Linked DNA regions of Homo sapiens: all the other regions are linked to region 2. The links are chromatin loops, found by intact Hi-C in ENCODE. Cell type or tissue: chondrocyte. All regions are shown on one strand.

What was found. Peaks named below come from ENCODE experiments on the same cell type or tissue, not always from the same donor. Only the 100,000 strongest peaks of a DNase experiment are listed, where the experiment ranks them.
Region 1: it touches region 2 in a loop (2.8-fold over the local background); 4 of 110 quality-filtered maps call a loop at or near these places.
Region 3: it touches region 2 in a loop (2.7-fold over the local background); 3 of 110 quality-filtered maps call a loop at or near these places.

What each region holds. Positions count from the first base shown.
Region 1 is chr11:126,476,987-126,484,986 of GRCh38, reverse strand. All of the region lies in intron 4 of KIRREL3 (kirre like nephrin family adhesion molecule 3), which reads left to right. Among named protein-coding and RNA genes, the nearest start is that of KIRREL3-AS1, 63 kb to the left of the region's middle. RefSeq lists an enhancer at 5,588-6,089. In chondrocyte, CTCF peaks have their summits at 3,846 and 4,056 (motif pointing right); no DNase peak of the experiment used is centred here.
Region 2 is chr11:126,986,754-126,994,753 of GRCh38, reverse strand. The region is part of intron 1 of KIRREL3 (kirre like nephrin family adhesion molecule 3); the gene reads left to right. MIR3167 (microRNA 3167) reads left to right here and starts at 6,212; the gene lies at 6,212-6,296. It overlaps LOC105369558 (a long non-coding RNA gene), which reads right to left and starts at 2,323. Exons shown (of 2, transcript NR_188549.1): 1 at 2,220-2,323. In chondrocyte, CTCF peaks have their summits at 3,947 and 4,188 (motif pointing right); DNase peaks (open chromatin) are centred at 4,253 and 4,593.
Region 3 is chr11:126,584,072-126,592,071 of GRCh38, reverse strand. All of the region lies in intron 1 of KIRREL3 (kirre like nephrin family adhesion molecule 3), which reads left to right. All of the region lies in intron 1 of KIRREL3-AS1 (KIRREL3 antisense RNA 1), which reads right to left. Among named protein-coding and RNA genes, the nearest start is that of KIRREL3-AS1, 44 kb to the right of the region's middle. RefSeq lists enhancers at 4,182-4,900, 4,901-5,621, 5,622-6,341. In chondrocyte, no CTCF peak of the experiment used is centred here; no DNase peak of the experiment used is centred here.

The DNA.
Region 1 (8,000 bases), 510 kb after region 2:
AATATCAGCCAGGCGTGGTGGCAGGTGCCTGTAATCCCAGCTATTTAAAAGGCTGAGGCAGGAGAATCGCTTGAACCTGGGAGGCGGAGGCTGCAGTGAGCCTACATTGTGCCATTGCACTCCAGCCTGGGTGACAAGAGCGAGACTCCGTCTCAGAAAAAAAAAAAAAAAAATCCCATTTGCATCTTGCCCCACATCTTCTTAATATAGACCTAAGTGGAGGCGGGGAGGGTCTGAAGAGGGGGAAAGCACACCTACATTAATTAAATCACATATATGTAATTAACACATCTACAGGATTGCCAGATAAAATACAGGATTCCCTGTTAAATGTGAATTTCAGATAAACATACTTACACTACCATTTTTTAATTTATCTGAAATTTACATTTAACAGGGCCTACTGTTCTTTGATTTGTTAAGTCTGGAAACCCTACCCATATCCCAGCTCTGCTGCTTACTAGCTATGTGATGTTGGGCAAGTAACTTGACTACTTTGTGGCTGTTTCCTCACCTCCAAAATATGCATCGTCATTGTATCTACCTTATATAGAGCTGTGAGGATTAAAGGATATTTGTAAAGTACACAGAAGAGTTCTTGCTGTGTGGTAAGCCCTATATCAATGTTAGCTATTATTCATATTATTGGTGCTGTTTTTTTATGACTGCATCCAAGGTAACATACTAGGCAATGGGAGACAGGCAAAGAGGCGCCAGGACTCCTACCCTGCAACTGTAGGGAACCTGAAACAGGTCCACAAGTCAATGCAATAGAGATGTGGTGAGGACCAGTGTAAGAGGTGCTCAGGTGGGGAGGGGGCTTCTAATTCAGTGGGATCAGGCAAGGCACCAGGCAACAAGTATTTATTAAGTGCTCACTATGCCAGGCACTGTACTAAGTACTAGAGAGAGAATTTGGCAAGGACCAGCCCTCAAGGAGCTCACAGCCTCAGGGGAACAACAGGTGGTAATGGCGCCAGGCACCACATGTACCTGCTGAGGCGGGCACATGGTCTTATGGCAGTGCAGAGGCTGCAGGTGGGAGAGTCAGGGGTTGAGATTGAGAGAAGACTTTGTGGAGGAGGTGACAATAGCCTGAGTCTTAAAGAATAACCAAGAGTTAACAAGGCATGATAGGCCTTTGAGCTGATTGAAAAGAGGCTGGGATTCCAGCCAGTTAAGACTCAGGCAAGGAGATTCCCAGCAAAGGGAACTTCACAAGCCAAAGCGTGTATTTGTAAAAGGGCAGGCTATCCTCACAGAAGAGTTAATGGTCACACAGGAGAAAGCTGCAGAGATGAGACCTCACTGGAGAGAACCGGGGAAGGCCCCCATGATGAGGAATTGATTTTTGTGCTGGAGCAGTGGGAACCATTGAACATTGTGAGCAGCAGACCGAGCTTCCAGAACAGTCACCTGGCCATAGTGGAGGGAGAATGGATCGGAGGGAAGTGGAGAGACAGTTGATGCCGTGGGCCCAGTTCTGAATCAAACAGCAGGGGACTACTGGGTTACATCAGTTAGCTTTTGCTGCTGCAGGGGAGAAAAAGTAATATATTTTCCTCATCCATTACAAGGTTTGCAGCTGACACCCGTGTAACAAACGATAGATTAAGAAGAGAAAAGTGCAACAGATGTATTTAACCAAAGTTTTATGTGAGCTTTCAGAAATGAAGGCCCAAATGCCATGGGAAAATTGTGTATTTGTAGGCTTATGTTCAACAAAGAATGGGCAGTTGTGCAGAAATGTGATTGGACAAAAAAGGGGGTATGACCTCATGGTAACAAACCAGAAGAACTTAGCAAGGCCTTGCCTGCATTCCTCTTTGAGTTCCTGTACACCGTTTCTTTCCTCTGAGTATAGGGCAGGATCCCTCTGGAATGAGGATCTCATGACCTAGTTTCAGGGGAGATGGGTCAAAGAATTTTTTACAGCTAGCTCTCGCCCAGGAAGGCAGGGGATTGGAGAGTAAACTTTTTGCTTCTGCTGTTTTCTCAACTTCTAAGATGCGATATCTTGGAGTATTGTGTTCTGAATGCAGATACTGCATAATAAACCACTCCAAAACTGTGAGTCAGCAATCTGGGCTGAGCTCAGCTGAGATGGCTCATCTCTCTGCTCCACATGGGGCTCACATGTGCCTTTGCAGCCCATAAGCAGTGTGTGCCTCAGTTGGCACAGAATGTGGGGGGGCCCAGAGGGAGGGGATGCCAAGCCAGGCAGGGCAGCGTGGAATCACCCATGGGAGCAGCAGGGTCTTCACCCAGCTCCCAGCAGGGCAAAGCAGGGAAAAGGACATAGACCTCTGCTTTACCAAGGGGGCAATCTGGGACTTCTAAGTCCCAGCTCCCCTGCCCGTCTATCGCCTTTCAAAGGAATGAGCCCAGTCTGCTTAGAGAACCAATAACATGCCACATCATCCATCAGACCCTTTACAAAGCATTTTCTCATGTTACATCTTCCTTGACCCTGGCAACTATACAGTGAATCTGGTTTTGTTATTTTAATTCATATTTTACAAATAAGGACACTGAGGCACAGAGAAGCTAAGCAGTTTTCCCATGGCCACAAGCCAGTAAACATAGCACCCAGGATTCAAACCCAAGCTGCCCGACCTTCAAGTTAGCAAAGCAAAAGGAAAGGGGCAGGCCCGGCACGGTGGTTCATGCCTGTAATCCCAGCATTTTGGGAGACCAAGGCAGGTGGATCACCTGAGGTCAGGAGTTCGAGACCAGCCTAGCCAACATGGTGAAACTCCATCTCTACTAAAAATACAAAAATTAGCCAGGCATGATGGTGGGCACTTGTAATCCCAGCTACTCAGGAGGCTGAGGCAGGAGAATCACTTGAACCCAGGAGGCAGAGGTTGCAGTGAGCCGAGATCATGCCATTGCACTCCAGCCTGGGCAACAAGAGTGAAACTCTGTCTCAAAAAAGATAAATAAATAAAAAATGGAAAGGGGCAATTGGGGAAAAGCGATTTACTCCAACAAATGCAGGTGGCTCTTATCCACAAGGAGGAATTGAGGTAAGAAGTGATGAAAAGCAAGGCCGAAGAGTCAGCAGTGGCCAAGAAGTTCAGACTATTTAGATGGCAATGAGGGACTTTCAGAGGATTTGAAACAGAGGAATGCTAGACATTCAGCACATGGTGGGTGAATTACTGGTTGACTGGATAGGTGAATATTCAGACTTCTGTAACAGTCACTCTGGAAAAGCACAGAGGACTAGGAGATGGAGGGGAGAAGCACTATTGTAATCCAAGCACAAAAGGATGATGGCTGATCCAGGAAGCCTGTGGGAATGGAAAGAGACAAATCTGAGCGATACTTCAGAGGGTTAACCAGGCTAGTTGGCAAGACAGGGTGACTGAGAGTGGAATCCAGAAAGACCCCCAGATTTCTGACTTGGTCCCCAAACAGTGGGGCCATTCTCCAAAATACAGAATATGGGGATGGATGGGTGTCTGGGAGAGGCGGTGGGTGTGGTGTCACACCTGCTGAGCTTCGAAGGCCCGTGGACAGTTGGGTCATGACTCTGGAGCTCAAGAGAGAGGTCTGGCCTGAGATGCTTCTTTGGAATTCGTCAGCTTAAAGATGTGAGTTGAGTTCACAGAAAAGTGAAGGTTTTCCATTAGATAGTGTGTCAAATGAGATATGGCCAGCAAGAGCTAACTAGGGAAGACCAGCATTTAAGGGGTGGGAAGAAAACAAAAAGTAACAACCAGAGAGGAAGGAGAAAAGCCAGGAGGGAATCCCGGAGGCCAATTTAGGATGTATCTATTCCCTGCCCAGTGTTACTTTCCTTCTAGTACTTATCAACACCTAACCTTGTATTATGTATGTATTTGTGTATTCATTTATTGTCTGTCTCTCCCACTAGAAGGTAAACTCCACTAGGGCAGAAGCTTCTTGTCCCTAGTGTTTAGAAAGGGCCTGGCGTATAGTAGGTGCTCAATACGAATTTCTCCAAACATTGTTCGGCTACCACTGGGAAGCTGACTCTTAAAACCAGGTCAGCTCCCTCTTGTCTCTACATCCTGCAGTTCTCCATTGTGGCCATTAGGTGGCGCATCTGTATACGTGAGGAAACCGGAAGCTGGGATTACACGCGGCCCAGAACCAGAGAACCGGGCAAAACCACAAAAGGCAGCAAAGAGCTGGGCGGACTACAAACAACATTCGTCCGTTCCCTTAGCAGACATCGCCAAAGCACCAACTGCGAGCCAGGCTCATGCTTCCTGGGGCCCTCTGAAATTCAGACTGCGGGGAGGGAAGGGAGGAGAGTACCTGCCAGGTCTGAATGCCCCCTGGGACAGGCAGAGAGCCCGCTTCGCAGAGCTCTAGGGCCAGGACAAAGGCAGGGGTTAGTGGAAGGGCTGCTGCAGCTGCAGGGATAGTCTGGGAGCTGCTCTAACTCCAACAGAACATGTTGTAGGGTCAAAATCTCGAGTCTAAATTCCAACTTCACCACTTATGGCTGTGTGGTCTTTGCCAAGTAATTTGCCCTCTCTGAGTCTCAGCTTCTTAACCTATAAAATGAAGACCCTAATAGTCCCTGCCTCAAAAGATATTGAGAATAAAATGAGAGGACCTTGGCTCAGCACTTTTCACACAGCCACAAACCTAAATATTATTCCTAAAAATTAGACATAATAACCTACATTTGTATAGCCTTTTACAATGTTCTCTGTGTATCTTTCATATTGTAAGGTAATCCTCATGATAACCCTGCAAGATAGGTATTTTTATTATCTCACTTCCCAGATAAGAGGATTAAGGTTGTCGGATTATATAACTTGTCTACAATCATATGGCTCATAAAGTGATCGACTCAAGTCAAGTTCAGCTCAGCAAATGCATATGCCACCCTGTGCCCTGTGCAGCAGGCAGGCACTCTGCTGGGAGATGGGGATCCGGATGGAGATCATGGTTCAGGGAAGAGACACACACAGAGAGATTTCCATAGGATGTGGTAGCTAGTGAGTCAGGGGATGCCCAGGATGCTGTGGGATCATAGACAGAAGCCCTATACACTTGGCCCAACTGGCAGATTCTAGAAAGGCCGCTCAGAGAGGGTGCCCTCTGAACTAAGTCTCAAAGGGTGTGTAAGAGTGACCCAGGAGAAGACCAGTGGTCCAGGAGAACGCCAGCATTCCAAGCTAAAGAAACGGCATACACAAAGGAAGCTGTTCTGAAACAAGATCGTGTAACTCCAAAGCTAGTAAGCAGGGAGCAGTCTGCCCCTTTCTCTGGCCGGCCCCGGGGGAGCGAAGGGAGCAGGCAGCCTGTGAAGGGATCAAGGGTCCCCACACGTGCTCTTTGTCCAGTGAGCCTTCCCTTCATAGCACTTGTCAGTTTGTCATGATTTCTACCTCGGAACCCTTAGAGCAGCGCTCCTCCAGCTTGAAAATGTATGTGAATTGTCTGGGGTCTTTTCAAAGGCAGATTTTGACTTAGGAGGTCTGAGGTGGAGCACAAGAGTCTGCTTTTCTAACAAGCTCCCAGGAGGTGCCAAGGCTGCACACATGTCCGTCTTGGGCACTGGCCTGGAGTGGCAAGGGCCTCCCCATCAGCTCTAAGATGGCAGGCCGTGTATGGCTTCACTCAGCTATCATAGCCTCAGCTTGTGACATGGAGGAGGCTGGTGAGAGAAAGGTTGGGAGGGAGGGAGGCAGGAGGGCAGGACACATGGCAGGCTGACTGCAGGGCTGCAGCGGGGAACCTGGGGATGGAGAAGATGCTGAAGGTGTGGGAGATGCACCCCGAGGCTTCGGCATCCTCCCTCCACTGTAGTCAGTGCTGGAACTCCTAGCACTGACTCTCCCAGAGCCCCTGGGTCTGCGGCAGAACAAAATCAAAGAACCCACAAACGTCCTTCTCCCCACTCAGCCAAGTGTCTCTGATCTGTCACCATGCTCGGCCTGCCGCCCTCTCCCATCCTATGTTCCAGACAAATCAGAGGACAGCAGCCACGGAGAAACAGGCTGAGAATCAGCTCCCAGCACCAAGCCCCCCTCAGCCAGGCTTCCCTCTCTCGAGGAGAGACAGGGAGCACCAACCCTGATGCCACAGCAGCGCAGAGTTCCTACAGCGCTGTCCCAGCTGGCCTCAGAAGGGCTCCTGCTTTGCCCTCCTCCCTCCCACTACTCACGCAGCCCGTTCCCAACTGTACCCAATGCACACACACATGCATGCACACACACAAACACACATATACACACACATATACACACACACACTTACATACACATGTATACACACACCCATACACATGTATACACACATGTACATCTACATGCACATACATACACATACATATATACATATACACATACATACACACATACACACGCATACACACATACACACATATACATGCATATACATATACACATACACACGTGTACACACATATATACACATACACACATATACACACATGTACACACATATATACACACACACATACACACACACAAGATTTAAAACGCTGACCTCAGAAGCCAAAGCCCATGATAACCGTCCCCCCGGCCCCATCCCCACTCCCCTTCTGAGATTCTTTTATTTAACAAATAATATATTCAACAAATATTTCTTTAGCGCCTACTGTGTGATACAGCAATATCACAATGACCAAGATAGATAAGGTCTTTGTTGTCCTTTCTAGAACGGTGACAGATAATAAATGAACCCAGTGATCCAGAAAGTGCAGGGGTGGGTAGTGGAGAGTCACTGAAGGGCTCTTGAAGCTGCACCTTCATTGACGGGAAGAGCCAGCAGAGTGAGGAACAGGAAAGAGCGTTACAGACAGAGAGGAGCAGGGCAAGCCCGGCCCCGGAAGGAGCTGGGTTTGCTGAGCAGCAGAGACGCAGTGGGGCCAGGGTCTGCTGTGTAAGGAGTGGTTGGAACAGACCGAGGCCCCAGGGGCAGCGAGGGCCGTAAGTGCTGGTGCTTGCAGGCAACACCTACTCTCCTTCAGCGGGAAGCCCCTGGAGGGTTTGGTGTTGGTGATAGACCCACTCTGCCAGCATTGTGGGGAACTCGCTGCTCATTGAGTCAAATGAGAACCAGTCTTGCTCTCCAAAGGGCTGGGTGTCTATGAGGTTCTCCACCATGCAGTATGGGGGCAGGAGGGTGGTGCTGCTGGTCCCCCACCCCTCCAGCTGCCACCGATCAGCCATGCTCAGAGACCAACCATCCCAGGCTGATGGAGCATCGAGGAATTCCTGGAAGCCCAGCCAGGTCTCAGTTGGGTGACCAAGTGGACACTGGAGGAAATTCCCTCAGTGCTGTCCTTGTCCTGGCACCAAGAGAGTTTTTCCAGCCTGCTCAGACGAGGCTGGCCAACCTGGCAAACTGTCTCTAAAAAAAGGGGAGTATAGAGGTTAGAGAGAACCTTAGTGCGTGAAATAGATGAAAGCTTTACCTCTCCAGTTACAGCCAGGATGTGCGTCCCAAGCCCACCCTCACCCTTCTTTGCTCTCGTCACTGGTAACTTTGGGTCAGCCTCTTGTGCTCTCTGGCCTCAATTTCCCTCTCCCCATGCCACCTGTCCACCCGAGACCCCATTGTCTTTGGCAGCAGAACTTGGGGAAAGCTTTTGGGGGCTCCCTCCCACACACAGGGAAAGGGACGGGTACCCCCACCGCCCACCCAAACAAGGCAAAGTCTGCAGAGCTGGGCAGGTAGGGGCAGAGCAGGGAGGGAGACTGAAGCTGCCTGCTCCAGTCCTGGCCAATGGGAGAGTAAACTGTAAAGAGCTCAGCATCCCGCGATGATGTGTTTCTTTCATAATCAATGCCCCAGGAGCCAGCTGGGTGCAGGAGTGTCGCTCAGCCACCCCCGGCTAAGGCCGCGCTGTGGCCTCTTAGGCTGGCTTCCAGCTCTGGGGACCCACTCTGCCTGGGATCCGCTCAGTCCTCCCCAGGCTTCAGTGCCCCAACAGTTAATGCCATTTTTTTCCTGACTGACAACAAGCACAACACCAAAACAGTCAA
Region 2 (8,000 bases):
TCTCCCCCATTGAACCTCCCCCTACTGCACGTTAACTTTCATTCACTCATAGCTTCTAACTCACTGAAGGAGCTAGGACCATTATGCTTTTTAATTCTTTTTCTCCTCTCCCAGTGGTAAAAATGAGTATTCTGGCTGTATACTTCTAGAAGTTGGTAAATGTCAATATTGGATAAGTGTTTCCTTTATATCACTGCAATTTAGCATAAGCTGCTTGGAAACAAATGTCTTCCATAAGCATACAATGTTTCAGTGCGTACACAGTCAACACCACTATGAACATTAAATAAATGTCAGCTATTCCTTGGCATACTTGGTAACAAGTTAAAGCCATGGAAATAATGGCCAGCATAGGTGAATCTGCTCTGTGTGGAGCTGTTCTGTTGGGGCATGAAGGGTGGAAAGAGGAAGTCATCCTTCTTCTCCTTGGAAATAACTGCAAAGGGGGCAGCCAAACACAGACACCTGCCTGCATCCCCTGGACAGGTTTTTCCTGGCATCTGGAAGCCTTCCCACGCCCTCCTGACCCCCTACTGAACACATACACACACACACACGCACACACCACTTAATGTTAAATCAGTGTGATATCTCCAGAATCAGCCACTTTTCTCAAATGGGAGCTATGCTCTCACCCTACTCTTTGCCTGTCTTCATAGGCAAAGCAAAGTAGATTTATCTGAGGCTGATTTTTTTTTTTTGATAATTGAAACTAAAACTGCAATGGATGGCCTATGTATGTCAGTATAAGAAAGGATGTGTGCGCATCATGCTGAATTATCTAGATGGTCTGCTCACTTGGCCTGTATTCAGTGGATTGTTGTTGCAAGTTTCTTTTTAACTTATGCAGATTCTTTTTAACTTATGCCTGGACAACTGGAATCTGAAATCTGAGGCCAAGAGTTGCAGCAATAACAAACAAACATCGCTGTCACTATTCCACATTTTCCCCCAGGGGCTCCACATAGTCTAGTGTCTCAGTGGGTGAAATATGCTGCTCCTTCCTTTGTGATCAAATACCATTTTATGACACTAAGGCTCAGCCCTTGACCACTCAGCCAGCACTCACTGTGGGCCTCCTATGCAGTAGGCACTGTGCTGGGGCTTTTGATGCAAAGATAATGAAGACCATGTTTCTGCCCCAGAGCTCTTAGTCTGGTTGGGGAGCAGACACTTCGATTAAGGTTACAATATGATGGGTTCAGAGCTGTCAGAGTGTTCTGAAAACAGGTGGATCAGCAAAGGCATCAGAAAAGGTTGCACAGAGGAGATGACATCATGCTTGATATTATAGGATGCTCAAGAGTTCTCTAAACGAAGCATGAAAAGCGATTTCCAGTCTCTTACATACCTTACAGTGTATGCAAATACAAAAGGCAGAACAGAATGCGATATGTTCAGAAGCCATGGGCAGTATGATGGCTAGAGTGCTGCTGTGTTAGGGAAGTGGGAGAGGAAGGTTGGGAAGGGAAGAGTCAACTCGTGAATGGCCATGGGTGCCATTATACATCTTTTGAGGATGGATTGAGATAATTAAGTAAACACCTGAGAAACATTGCTAGTAGCCTATGGGTTTGTGGTCCTCTCTACATCACGGGTTTAGGGATCAACATGTTATTTTTACTTCTTGGTATTTCTTGTGTTTCACATGGGGCTAAAAATGTAAAATTGAATGGAAATATACTTTTTAATCGTTCTTTCTAGCTGATGGATGAAGTGAGCAAGAGAATAAGTATGGGGGGAACTGACCTTAATGGTTAGTCCACATTCCAGAGAGGAGGCACAGAAGGATGGTGGGTAGATGAATGCCAGAATGATGTGTTAGCTAAAGAATGTGGAAGAGAAGAAAAAAGATCATGGAAACACACAGAGGCAGGACTGCTGGCTGCACGCTGGACTTGAGCAGAAAGAGTGCATTGAGGAATGAGATTTGCCAGTTTGTGGATCCCCTTGGCTAGTTAGAGGCGCAGGCAGCCTAACATTGAAGATGGGTGCTAACCAGAAGAGGAAACAGCACTGGAGCAGGTGAGCACAAAAACCTAGGGACATTTTGCTGATGATGTCTTTCTTGTTCTCAAGAGGAAGCTAAGTTATACTGGCTTTAGGGAAACCAAGGTTACAAGTGAAACAATTCTACTCAGAAGATGTTGGAAATGTTTTACAAGGCTCTGGCACTGAGTACCCTTCCATTTAAGAGTAGAGAATATCATCAGATCTACCTGTATGTTCCACACTTTGGCCTGTTCTCTTCAGGAACTGGTGGAGGCTGGCAGGACAAGCTCAATGATGAAGCAAAACCCCGATTGTTCAGCAAGAAATAGACAGTGTTATTTCCATGACTGCGGATATGTAAGTCTCAAGTCTAAGGCTGGCCCACTGAACAGTCTCTCATTGCTGAGAGTGTTCTGACTCACGGTGGAATTCAGGCCATCAGGAATGTAGGAGTCAATTCCTGAGAAATGGGTTAGAGAGTAGACTAGATGACGTCCAAAACCTCTCCAACTGTAAGATTCTCTGAATATTATCTCTTAGCAACAATCTATTTATTTTGGATGACACATTCCTAGGGAGTAGGTGATGCATTCTATTTGCTCTTTGCCAGCAAATTTTCTTGTAGGTGCCTGGCAAATTCTTTTGGTTGTTGAGGGTGTTGTTAGTCGTGGCAGTAATTATGTTCTTATGATGATGATGGTGATGATAACTAGCATTTGTGTAAAGCTTCATAAGTTGCAGAGTGGCTTTCACAAGCACTACCTCATTTCATCAGCAGAAGTAATGAGAAGTGGGCATTATTGCTGTCATACCCCCAGAGAGGTTACTTTGCTTGACTAAAGTCATTTTCAGTCTGGTTCACTTATTCATGTGCCTTGATGTTCCTCAAGATGCTGGTACATCCAGCTGTTCCACATCAACACTAAAAAATGCAGGAGAGTATCCTAAGCTGTGGTGTCATAAGACAGGTCATAGTCTTATAATTTGTGGCAATCCCCAGTGTCTAGGACTGGAAAAGGATTTTAGGGAGTTTCCTATGAAAATCATGCATCCGAATCCCAGGTCTGACCTTCGAACAAGGAGGCAGCATTGTAGTTCAATTTCTTTTTTATTCCAGACTCTTTCTGAGTCAGTTTCTTTATCTTTCTGGCATTCAGTTTTACCTCGGGGTACAAAGTTTCCAGAGGAAATAACAGGCCAGGCTTTGGGGCTGAAGAGTAATTAAGGACATACTGCTTGAGTAGCTCCTTTTGTGGCTGTTCTGACAAATAATAATAATAATAATAATAAAAAGGAAGGAAGCAAAGGCAGGGACTTTGCTTCTCTTAATTGGTTGATTAAAATCCAAGTCTTTTATCACCCCTGGTGTCTAGCACACTATTGGGCACATAGAAGGCTGTGAATAAGTGTGGAAATATTGGAATGGAATGAGGGGTAATGAGAGGAGAAGCCAGCAGTGCTTGTAATATCAGCACATGGAGAGATGCTGAGAGGGCCCCTGGCAGGAGGCAGAAGAAGAACCTGACTAAGTGAAGTGTGGACGTGCCCTGCAGGAAGTTGTTCCTTTCTGGAAGGCTTTGAATGCCCTTTGGGTCACCAGAGACAACGCCAAGAGAAACAGCCTCTGCCAAGCCACCCACTGCTCAGCTTCAACAGGAAACCATCGCGTCCTTCTGTTCTTTAATGCATGTCAGTGCCCATTTCTGTCAGTCACCTGCAAATGTCACAGGTGACTCGGCTCTGGTGCAGTGTGACAGTCCACCTGTCACCCTTGGCAATGCTGGGAGCAATGACAGCTTCAGAGTAACACTGGGGCCCGGTTGGTTCATTGCACAGGAAGCTTAGCACGTTCATCCGGGAGTGGCAGGAGGAGTGATTCCCACCCTTCCCTGCCTCACTGACCTTGTGGCAAAGAAAGCAAAACCACCACTTAATCCCTCAGTGGTTGCGTTCCCTAAATCCTAGGACCTGCACTTTTTCTGCGTCTTGCTAGAGGACGCTGGGGTCCACCCCACATTCACAAGGAGTTCTGTTTCTTCAGGGAGATGCCCTCTGAAGCCTTTTTCTTACATAGGAAGCTGCACCTGAGTGAGGGGCAACTGCGGAGGCAGAGAGGAGCTGTTCTTCTGAAGCCGCACCAAGAGCTGGGGCACTATTTTGGGCCCTGACGCCAGGTGAAGGCTGCAGTGCCTCAGTCAGCCTGATGGTGGCAGCAGCAGCGCTTGCAAAGCCCTGAACCTGCCCAGAGAGAGCAGAGCCCGGGAGGTCCCTTAGGACGGGGAAGGGGAAAGCCTAGTGGCTGCCGGGAGCTGGGAAGGGACGGGAGGGATGGGGGGCTCTCCTCCTCGCCTCTGGGTGGTGAGGGCAACGTTACAGATGGCGGCGGCTCTCGCAGGAGGCGGGTTCCTCTCTCCTGATTCTGCAGGGTGTGAGGGTGGAGTGTTTGAGGGGATCCGGATGAAGGGTGGCAGCAGCTAAGGGGGTACAATTGCAAATGCTCAGAGGGGCTTGAGAGAGCTTCAAAGAGAGGGAGCGAGGAAGCTCAGCCCACCACACGGGTTTCCCTGCCACAGGGATGATGTTTCTCTCCTGTATGTGAAGGTGAGTCCTCCCCAGCAGGGGGACCGCCAGCCCAGAGCCCCTACCTCTCCCTAGAGCCGCCTCCAGGCCTGTGCCCCCTGCCCCGCTCCAGGCGTTTTCCCTTCCACAAGGAGTGATTCCACCCTTCCAGGGTCAGGGAGCCAATATTTCTGTTGTCATTCCCCGCAAATGCTGAAAAAACAAAACAAACAGATGCTAAAATGAGGCTTCATTATTCCTGATCTCCTGGGCAGGCTGTGGAGGTGCTACTCTGTTTTCACCTCTGGATGGTATTACTAATTTCCAACAACACCATTATAAAAAACCACCACGGGCCATGGCTGTTTGAACATCCTTCCAGGCAAGATAACTGGATCCTGGCCACAGGCCCTGGAAACAATGGCCTTCATGCTGCAGGAGAGACACCGGGGGAACCCTGTTGGCCCTAAGACTTCGTTCCCCTGTTGGCCCTAAGACTTCGTCATGCCTTTCTTTACCTCCAAGGGGATGGCGGCTCACCTTTTTTGCCACTTGATAATTGTGACGAGATGTGTCTGAGATCCCGAGTTGATCCACAGGCAGCGTGAACTAAGATAGCGGGAATAGAATGAAGGAAAGGTGCAGCCACCATGGGAACAATCCACTCCCTTGTCTGGTCTGCAGCCTGAGTGGTTGGTAGAGCTGGCGGTTTATGTTACCTTTGGCCTTTCATTCAGTTTTTCTGAAGTTGCTGGAGGGATTTTCTATACGGTGTGCTGAGACCCCAGCAGCTTCCCTCAGCTGACTCACCATCAGAGTCCCTTGCCGCTCTCTCTGCATCAGGGTGAGCTGCCACTGCCCCCTTCGTCCCCACAGTGCCAGCCTTTCTGGGCAGTGGAGTTGGGCTGAAGGCAGGATTGCTGTCTTCATTTTACTGATAGTTCTACTAGCAAATTCCAGGTGACTTCTTCAGCATCTCTTGTAGAAAAGAAAACTTTTTGCATAAGTTTTGCAAAACCTTACTTCAAACTGCAGAGTTGATGCTACAAGGGTAGAAGAGGAAACATAGAGCTGCATAGTTTGAGAATTTACTGAAAATAATGGGGACTGAGCTCCTCCTCAAATTAAAAGATGTTATACCAACGAGGTGTTTGACCTTGGCCCTGCTGTCCCCCGACCCCTTGATTTGGCCACTTTTTCCCTTTCTCCTTTCACCAAGAGCTGCGTTAGTGTTTTGGGATACCTTAATAGAAAGCTGAACTGAGGAGGGAGGAGAGTGGTGAGAAAAAAAAATCAAAACCTGTAATGGTTTCAGTGTGCTGGCCTCAGCATGTTTCTCTACCCCCGAAGCCTTGTGATTGCTGAATGGGGACCAGCCACGGGGAGATGGTACTGAGGCCTGTGGCCAGGCCCACTGCTGAGTTTTGCATGCATTCCCTTATTCCATCCCCTAGCAATCTAATAAAGTAGGGATCCTTAGACCCATTTGCCGATGAAAACTACTGAGGCTTAGACAGATTCGGTAACTTGCCTGAAGGTCATTCGACTGGAGAGTCAAAGACCTGCCAATCAAACACCCTTGTGCAGACCCCTTACAGCCCTTGCTGCTGCTCCATTCAGGAGCCACCTCCAGGCCTATGCCCACCTGTGCCCTCGACACGGCTGTGGAGGCACCAGTATTTCTGAAATTCTTTTTTCTGAAATTCTTCAGGAAGGATTTCAGAAATACTGGTGTCCCGACAGCCGTGTGACCATCAGCAAGCCACAGAAACCCCTGCCCTGGCCGGTGGGTCCCCTCCTTCATAGCTTGTAGGATTTGGGACGGAGAGCTGATAAAAATGGAAGAAAACCTCTTCCCCCAAACAAAAGCTGAGTAAGAATTTGAGAAGCTTTCCTCCATGGCTAGCGACTGCTCTCTGCCTCCACAACCCACTTCCAGTATAGCTTAACATTTTGAAAGCCAAATGCTGATTTCTTTAAAAGAATTCATCATCACCCAGCTTCCCTTCAGTGGATTAAGAAATAAATAAATAAATCCCATTCTGCTTAGGGAGAGTTGAGCCTTGTGGTAGCTGTGTGCTGGAAGAATGGAGCTACTCTACATAAAAAGACTTTCCAGAACTTCAAAACCCTCCTTTTCTGTCAAGTCTAGAATAGTAAAAATATCAGGAGATTACGTGTTTCTGAAATGATTAATAATGGTTATTAGGGGGAAATAAAAAGACTCTTAGAATGTAGGAGAGCCTGAGTGTCATAGAGCCTATGATTCTTTTCACTTTGGTCTCGGCTGGTACAACTTACCTTGTGTCAGAAATCATTTTAGAAGATGGCACATGTCTACCCAGGCCATGCTTAAAATTGTAATATTGGTTTAAGATAGACACTTATGATAAACTAGCAAAACATGAAAGTTCTTTGACGTTTTCAAAGCTCCTTTAGATCGAATCAGAGCAATACAGAGGAGGAATGCAAGGAAGATAGATCTCTGCATAGAATACTTCAAATGCCTTCTTTTTACTTCAGTGGGACATGCCGTCATATCAACAGAGCCTTGGCAGCTGATGCCTGGGTTCCAAATCCATATCAATGCTCCTTTCTCTGGGCATGAGCTTTGTTTTGGGTGTTCTCTTCATCAGATTGGGACAGAGGTTTTTGCAGAGAGAAATCCATACTTTACAGGTGAAAACAGCTGAATACTGGAACTGGTCAGAATCAAGACATACCAACCAGAAAATCTGAACACTTACCTCTCCTGTTTGTCTGTGAAAATAACAGGAAATCTACCTTTCACTCTTATTATCAACAGATATTCTAAGATCCATGCCATTGTATTCATGCCAAGGAAAGTTTGAAAATACATAGACGGTTGTATTTTTTAGTTAAATTGTCTTAGTCTTGTTCATTGTTGACTTTATGCGTACTATAGACTCTGCTAGATTTGCTCACTCACAATTGCAATGGAAAAGGAATCTTTGTGGGTCAGTGTATCCCCTTAATTCTAGGTGTAGACTCCCTTTGCGTGTTCCTGACAGGTAATTATCTCACATATCAAGGAAGTATTAGGGTCTTTCTATGGTTCCTGGGTTATCTGAGTTCGTAGATTCTCTATCACCGTGGTTCTTCAAGTGTGGTCTGCAGGTCAACTTGGAGATTGTTAGAAATCCCCATTTTTGGACCCCAGTCCAGACCTTCTACATCAGAAGGGTTTTGACCAGCAGCCTGTGTTATACCGAGCCCACCAGCTGCTCCTGAGGCCTGCTCAGCTTGGAGCACAGGTGCCATCAAGGCTGAGTCTTGCTTCCTTATGGTGTCCCCTCATTTTCACCTCCATGTGGACACTGCTGATAGTAAGTCTACAAGGGAGTCGAAAGTCACTTTCTAACCAGAGAATTTAAGGTGACTCGTGGGAGCTGCCTCTCATGTTTTCATGTTACATCAGGAATCGGGAT
Region 3 (8,000 bases), 400 kb after region 2:
TGAGCAAGGCCTCAGCTGTCCCAGGGACTCCTCTCTGGAGAGTCCAAAGGCAAGCGACCCCCAGCCGTGGCACTGCACCCTGAAGGATGTGATAGGGGTGGGAGCTGTTGGCCCTATGAGAGGCCTATGTTGCTTGGGCTCCAGGGGTGGTGAGAGGGCCCAAAGGCAGGCTGACTCAGGCCTGCCTTTCCCCCTGCCAGGACTTCCTGCTTAGTGGCCAAGTGTAAGTTACTTAAACTTTCTGAACTTCAGTTTCCTTACTGGTAAAACAGAGCATGGTCATACGTATGACAACACGGTATGAGCTGTAAAGAGCCTAACTTAGTATCTAGGACATGGCAGGTGATGAAGAAATTGTAGCAATATTTATAGTGCTCCTGTTCCTCACCCAGTTCAGGCCTTCAGGACAGAGAGCTTTCTCTGAACAGCCAGATCCTTCTAGAAGCACTACCACCCTGATGGGGCCCCCAGAGCTGACCTCAGGTCCAGGTGCAAGGCAGAGCATGGCTGGTATACACAAGGCTGGACAGGAAGAGCATGTCTGAGATCTTGGGCAAGATGTAGAAGCCCTCTGAGCTGCCATTTCCTCATCACTGGGAAGTGCAGGTTACATGTGCAGTAATGCCCTGGCTGTTATAACCAGCCGGGGCCAACCTTGCACAAACCTCCCACCAGAACACACAGGATTTCACCCTAAGGGATGTATGCCTTTAGGTTAAGGGATTCTCTTGGTGAAGGATTGTTACCTGTGGAATACACCTGGTTACAAGCGTCCAGCCAGTCGTTAGATGTTAACATCTTAATACAGCATTTGAATCAGATCACTTTTGGGGTGCAGGTGTGGGAGAGACAGGATCTCCCTCTGTCACCCAGGCTGGAGTACAGTGGTCCAATAACGGCTCACTGCAACCTCCTCCACCCGGGCTCAAGCGATCCTCCTGCCTCAGACTCCCAAGGAGCTGGGACTACAGGCACACACCACCGTGCCCAGCTAATTTTTGTATTTTTAGTAGAGACGTAATTTTACCGTGTAACCCAGGCTGGTCTCAAACTCCTGGGCTCAAGTGATCTGCCCGCCTCAGCGGCCTCCCAAAGTGCTGGGATTATAGGTGTGAGCCACCGCACCCAGCCAGATCACTTTCTAATAAGGCAAATCCTCAAGAGAATGGGTGAAATGAGACATACAGGACAAATTTTGAGGAGAGAAGGGGTGGGGAGAACAGGGATGGAAGACCTGGCTGGGATGGCCAGCGAGGGAGTGGTCCCAAGAAGGGCGGCTCCCGCTACCAAGGTATCTAGGAGGGCAGAGACTACCAGCTGTGTCCCCAGCCTCCTTGAGCCTGGTGCAGCAGCCCCCACAGGCACAGCTCAAGCCCTAATTACACCCTCCATCACTCTCCCACTGAGGCTGAAATGGGGACAGATCACTCACCGTACAGTGGCAGTGACCTTCACAGACCATTTCTCCTCCTTCCAGCCCCCCACTTAGCTGAGACCATGTTCTCTTTCGTCTGCTGTGTCCACAGTGAGCCACAGCAGGGCCGCATGCAGCCACGGCAGACACAGCCCTTGAGGTGGGGACCGCTGGGGTGTTGCAGATCTCAGCCACACAAAAGGTCTGCCACAGCAGCTAGTTTCTAGAAGACTTAGGGATTTAAGGCAGAGCCCTGTAGACAGGGCTGGCTGAAGAGCCCCATAGGAGTCGACTCTGGGAGCTGGGGGCCCAGGAAAGTGGGTGTAATCTTAGACTGCATTAATTGCAAAGCAATTTTTAAAACAGAGGGAGGTGATGTTCTTCTTCTAGGCTTTGCTTGATCAGGCTACATCTGGAATTTTGGGTTCAGTTCTAGAAATCAATTTGAAAGGGGGTATTAACAAAACGAATAACCAAGGTAGTTAAGGTCAAAAGACCATGTCAAATGAGGAAGAGGCAGGCCTGTATAATGGTTAGGTATGCAGCCCTCAGAATCTGGTTCCTGGGTTTACATTTGAGCTCAACAAATGCTCAACAATGAAAGCCAGAGTTAGTATCCATACTGGTGTTGAGATCAGCTTTCAAAGGACTGTGGCATGTTCTGCTGCAGTGGCCCTGGCTGGTATTCAGAGGGAGCCCCTGCTCCTAAGGATGGGGCACAGTAGAAAGAGGAGCGTTCAGGAGTAACTGAGTAGAGCCTCAGCCAGCAGCTGGGGCACTAGGCAAGATCCAGCCCCAGCCCCAGGAGGCAGGGATGAAATGCCAGCAAGGTCAGGTGAGGTGGCAGGATAAAGTGGGTTGAGTCACTGACACACCTCCCAAGCTTCAGTGACTGGTGCACTAGTAGGGAAACTGAGGCTGAGAGGTAAGGGGCTGCACTCACGCCCTATAGGTACATCTGTGTCACGGATCACTCAGTGCCAGAGCGACGAGATGTGCTTTGGGTTCAGAAACATGGGAGCACTTATCCCAGCACTGCTGTGTGATGAGCTGTGTTACTATGCACCAGTGACTCAGCCTCTCTGAGATTCCATTTCCTCCTTTGAACACAAGAGTACCTACATGGTTAAGACCAAGGGGAAAAAACTTAACAAGACAACTGACACACATAGCTCTCTCTCAGTTTCCCAAGCCCATGGTGCCCTGAGTCCCTGCCTGCTGGTGGGCGGGCGGAGGGCGGCTGCCACAGCCCTGCCTGCCTGGACCAGGAGCAGCACAGTTCCCGGACAAAGCTGGCCACAGTGCCCCCATCCAGGAAGAGTCAGTCATCCCCACACCCCACGCAGGTTGTAGCTTCTGTTCCCCTGCACGCAGACGCTGCCAACAGCCCAGACTCTTTCAGCTCTGGAGGGCTTGGAGGGCCCTTCATCTGCCATTGTGTTATTTGTTGTCCCTGTTCTCGTGATGAACAGAGGAGAAATATTGTCTCCAGCCAGAGCCGCAGGAGGCAGACACCTGGAGAGGCAGCGGCTCCAGGGCAGCAGTAATTGCTCTGATTGGAAGGCATTTCCTCAGGTTGCTGGAAGGGACCGGGAGAGGCAGCTAGTGTGCGGGTGCCCTGGGTTCCAGGAAAATCCTGGGGGCTTGCAGCCCCCTTGAAGAATGAGTGCCAGGCTTCACGGCCCAAATTGCTGTTCTCTCTTTCTCCCTGCAGCAAGCTCCCTGCTGGAGTGACTGATGCCCTCGTCTCCCCTGGTCCCCCCACCACCGCCACCTTCTTCCCACCTCAGCTCACTTGTTCTCAGGAGACAGAATTCCAGCCCTACTCATAAATCCATTCATTTGACGTATATTTCCTGAGCATGCCTCCTAACTGCCAAGCTGTGCTCTAGGTGCTTGGGATTTATCAGGGGATTAAACAGCTCCCTGCCCTTGTAGGCCTTACCTTTGAACCAGGGAAACAGATTCTAAACAAAAGCATAATAAATTGGTAAATTATATAGAATGTTACAGCATGTTCAATGCTATGGGGAAAATAGAGCAGTGGAGTGAGGAGGATTGGAGTGCCCAGGGCGCGTGCAAGGCTTAGGACTCCAAAGGGAAATTTTGGCAAGGACTCCTCCTCTCCTTCCCCTCCCTGCCTCAGGGCCCGCAGCAAGGCTCCACCCAAACCCCTCCAGGTCGCTATCCCAGGAAAGGGGAGTCCCCAATTCCTATTCCCACCCCTATCAGCCAGCATAGCCCTCCCAGGTAACTTGCATTTTGCAAAGCACTATTAACATGCAAAAAAATCCTATTTAAGCCTCTCTTCAAGGATACCTGTGGCTGAGTACACTTATTCCCATTTTGTGGATTAGGAAACTGGGGCTCAGAGAAGCTGAGTATCAAAGGGCAAGGCCACACAGCTCTAATAAGTGATAGAGCCAGACTTTGATCAGGACTTTGACTCCCCATCTGAGCTCTTGGCCAGTGTTACTCTCATGTCCCTGATCTCATTGTGTCCCACAATGATTCCATGAGCCGGGGAACAATAAAGCCCATTTTGCTGATGGGAAACTAAGACTAGAGAGTTTAAGTAACTTGCCTGAGGTCACACAGCTAGCAAACGGCAGATATAGGACTTGTCCCCAATCTACCTCATGGCCCAATGCTTTCCCCCGAGCCCTAGATCTGAGTCTTCCAGTCCACCTCTCCCTTCTTCCTAAAGCCTTCCAAAGACAGACCTCTGCCCCTCCCTGTACCAGGGCCCAGCTCTCCTTAGAGTCATTCATTCCTTGCATTCACTCACTCTCATGAAAACTAAAAAGAAGTGAAAAGATAGATGGCAATAAGAATTGTGTTCAACTATTTTACTTAAGTCATAATCATTCCTAATCTAAATTTGCTGGAATGTATTACACAACCTAATCATTCACATATATTGTACTGCGGTTTCAATTTAGTGAAAAGTAAAAGCCATTCAGAGACAGAAATATGTTAAATGAATATCTCCCAGATTACAGTCCTTCAGCGAGATAAAGTGCAGCCGGATTTTTATTTTGATTCAGGGATTGGTGCTGCGTGCTCCTCTTTCAGTTTGGGTGCATTTCTGGCTCCTCTTCCACATACAATGAAAGGCTGGGGGAGTCGAGAGCACAGTGAAGACTGCAGGCTACAGGGTTGGTGAGAGGGAAGCGCTGTGGGTTTGGGAATGTGATGGCTCCATGACCCACTGTTCCAGATTGGAAAGCTGCCCAGCCAGGGGTCTGCAAACTACTCCTGGCTTACCTCTCTGCCTCATGCCTCACAGCTTCCCCTGCAGCTCTGCTCCAGGCCAGACCAAACATGCCATCACCGGAGCAGAGTGTGTTCTTTCTGACCTCCCAGCCTTTGCACACGCTGCCTCCACAGCCTGGAACGCTCTGCAGCCCCCGTCTTCATCTCCCTGTCCCCTATTTGTCCTTCGGGTTTCAGCTTGGATGTCATGTCCCCAGTGGACATTTTCCAAGAACTGCCATGTCTGGTGAGTGGCTCTCCCTACACATCATCCCGGTGCTCTGGACTCTTCCACTGGAGCATCCATCACACTGCATCGTCGTTGCCTGTTTATTCATCTCTCCCACTGACTCCCAGCTCCCTGAGGCAGGGACTCTCTCTGGTTTACAGTTGTGCCCCCATGCTTAGCCATAGTAAGTGTTCAAAGGACGTTTATTGGCTGAATTCACCATCCCAAGCCTTCGAACAGTGACTTGCCCTTCTCCCAGTAATTTTAGGGCCCTTGCTGCATGCCTGCCTCAAGATCTCTCTACAAGCTGGGTCAGTTTTTATCCTCACCTGGATGGTTGGTTACCAAGGAGGCCCCAGCAGAACAGTGCCCAAGTGATGCAAAGCTGTGTCCCAGCTCCTGACCCAGTGCCTTCACGGTGCCACCTTGTATCCGCTACTTCAAAAGGGACAAGTGGCAGCACCCAAGTCCTCACAGGCCAGAGAAAGTGATGAGGCTTGATGTGGCGTTGTAAACATTGAATCTGAAGCCAAAAGACCCGAGTTCAACTCTGACTTCTGCTATGTATAATTTATGGCCCTGAACGAGTTACCTAATTAGTCTCACTGAGCCTCGGGTTTATAAAATGGAAAGTAACAACACCGATGCCTCTAACTGTTGTTAGGAAGAACTAATGACAAGCAGAAAGAGGGCGGGGTATGTGCTTAGAGGCAGCAGTGCTCCTGTGAGTAGAGAGGCCACGAGACCCTTCCCCCAGCTCGCGTTCAGTGAGAGGGTCTCAGCAAGACCGCTTCGTACTTGAAGGTAACTATCCAGTCCGAGCTGGATTACCTAATTACCTACTTACTCCTTCATGATTTAAACCAGGGAAACGGCAGCGCTAAACAATGTGATTTTTATTGATTTTAGCTCTATGTTCCTCATGAACAAGGACACATGAGGAGTGGCCGCTCTAATTCAAGGTCCTCAGGTGCCTTTTCTGGGCCAAATGCCTTGCTGTGTTTTCCCTAATGTGCGCTGTAATCTGAGCTCATTCCTCACCTCCCATCATCTGAATGCCGCCACGTCCGGGGAGGGATCCTGTGGCTGAGTAATGCGCTCCAATAGAGAGTTTGTTTTTAAAGAGAGGAAGTAAAGAGTAATGTTCCTGTTCCAAGCTGCTGAGGGAATTAGGAAGGCAGACGGCCATTACTCAGGCTGGAATCCTGCCAGGGCTTATGATATCATATTTATTTGCCAAGAAAAACATCTCCCTCCTCTGTCTCAGGCAGCACAGGGAAGCTGAAGCCCAACTCCAATCACGTTCCGTGCGGGAGCTTTAAGACACACAGATGGAACTTAACGAGAGCGACGGTCGTTTACATTGATGGAGTACCTTTTAGCTAGATGCCCCCCCAGAGTGTGACAAGCCTTCTGGACAGACGAACAGACACCGGCGTAGAGTGCTAGGCCCCGCATCCCTTTGTTCCCACGTTCCGCAGGAGGCTTCCCCCGGGGCCTCTGCCACTTGGCATGAGGGTGGAACCCTAAGCAGTTTTCCTATCCGGTCCGCTGCTTCCAAACTCTGTTAAGAAAGCAGGAGATGGGAGCGAAGCCTCTTGATAAAATTCCACAAACTATCCTGGTGAAGGTTAATTCCTGGCCGGGCGCGGTGGCTCATGCCTGTGATTCCAACACTTTGGGAGGCTGAGGCGGGCGGATCACACGAGGTCAGGAATTCGAGAGCAGCCTGGCCCGCAGGTTGAAAACCCATCTCTACTGAAAATACAAAATGTAGCCGGGCGTGGTGGTGAGTGCCAGTAATCCCAGCTACTGGGGAGGCTGTGGCAAAAGAATCACTTGAATCAGGGAGGCAGAGGTTGCAGTGAGCCGAGATCTCGCCATTGCACCATTGCACCCCAGCCTGGCTAACAGAGACTCTATCTCAAAAAAAAAAAAAAAAAAAAAAAAAAAGAGGCCGGGCGCGGTGGCTCACGCCTGTAATCCCAGCACTTTGGAAGGCCAAGGCTGACGGATCGCGAGGTCAGGAGATCGAGACCATCCTGGCTAACAAGATGAAACCCCGTCCCTACTAAAAATACAAAAAATTAGCCGGGCGTGGTGGCGGGCGCCTGTTAGTCCCAGCTGCTCCGGAGGCTGAGGCAGGAGAATGGCGTAAACCCGGGAGGCGGAGCTTGCAGTGAGCCGAGATTGCGCCACTGCACTCCAGCCTGGGCGACAGAGTGAGACTCTGTCTCAAAATAAAAAAAAAAAGAAAAGCAAAGAAAAAAGAAAAAGGTTACTTCCTTTATGATGCACTCCAGAGAGCTCTACAGATGAAGCCACAGTTGTCTGATATCTGGTATTATTGAGTTAAGTGCCCATCATTGGGGTTGTGGCCTGTTGACAGTGACCCATGTGTGGTAGTGGCATCTGGCCTGCAACTTCAAGGGTGTCACAGTGGGGAAGCTCTGCCCCAGATCTAAACGACACCCCACCTGCTTCACCTTCAGTCCAGTTAGACACCAGAGAGAAGCTGGTAGTGTCATTGGTGGTGTTACTCTGAGTGCCCTGGTACAGGAGGAGGAAAGTTAAGCCCACATGGGACATTGAGAAAGACCACCTTTGCTCCCCTCTGCCTGCCTTTGCAGCCAGGCTCGGTCATACCCACATGCCTGGGCTGAACTGAGGAGCATAGACAAAAATGAGTTTTCAGACTACTGGGGGCTTTGTATGGGGAAGAAAGGGGCCCATCCTAGAGTCCAGGAGAGTGAGGAGCTACAGTCAGAGAGGGCAAACCTTGACAAGTTCCAGGAGTAGGCAGAAGAGTGCATCCACAGGCGCTCGCCAGGCAATGGAGAGGTGTTGGAATAAGCTGTATAGGATCTAGATATGGCAGCAAAGAGATGGGAACGCCAACGCCCTAATTCCGGGGCACCAACTGTCCACACTGCCTGCAGACTGTGCTCCCAGGCTATGTTGATGTCTGTTTTCCTTCTCAAGCACGCAGCCCACGCCTGCAGAATTCATCGGGTGCCCTGGCTGCTGCCACTGCTCAAATTTTACTCACGAGGATGGCTTTGTGACGGATACATCATCTCATTTTCCTGGAAGTCCTGAGGG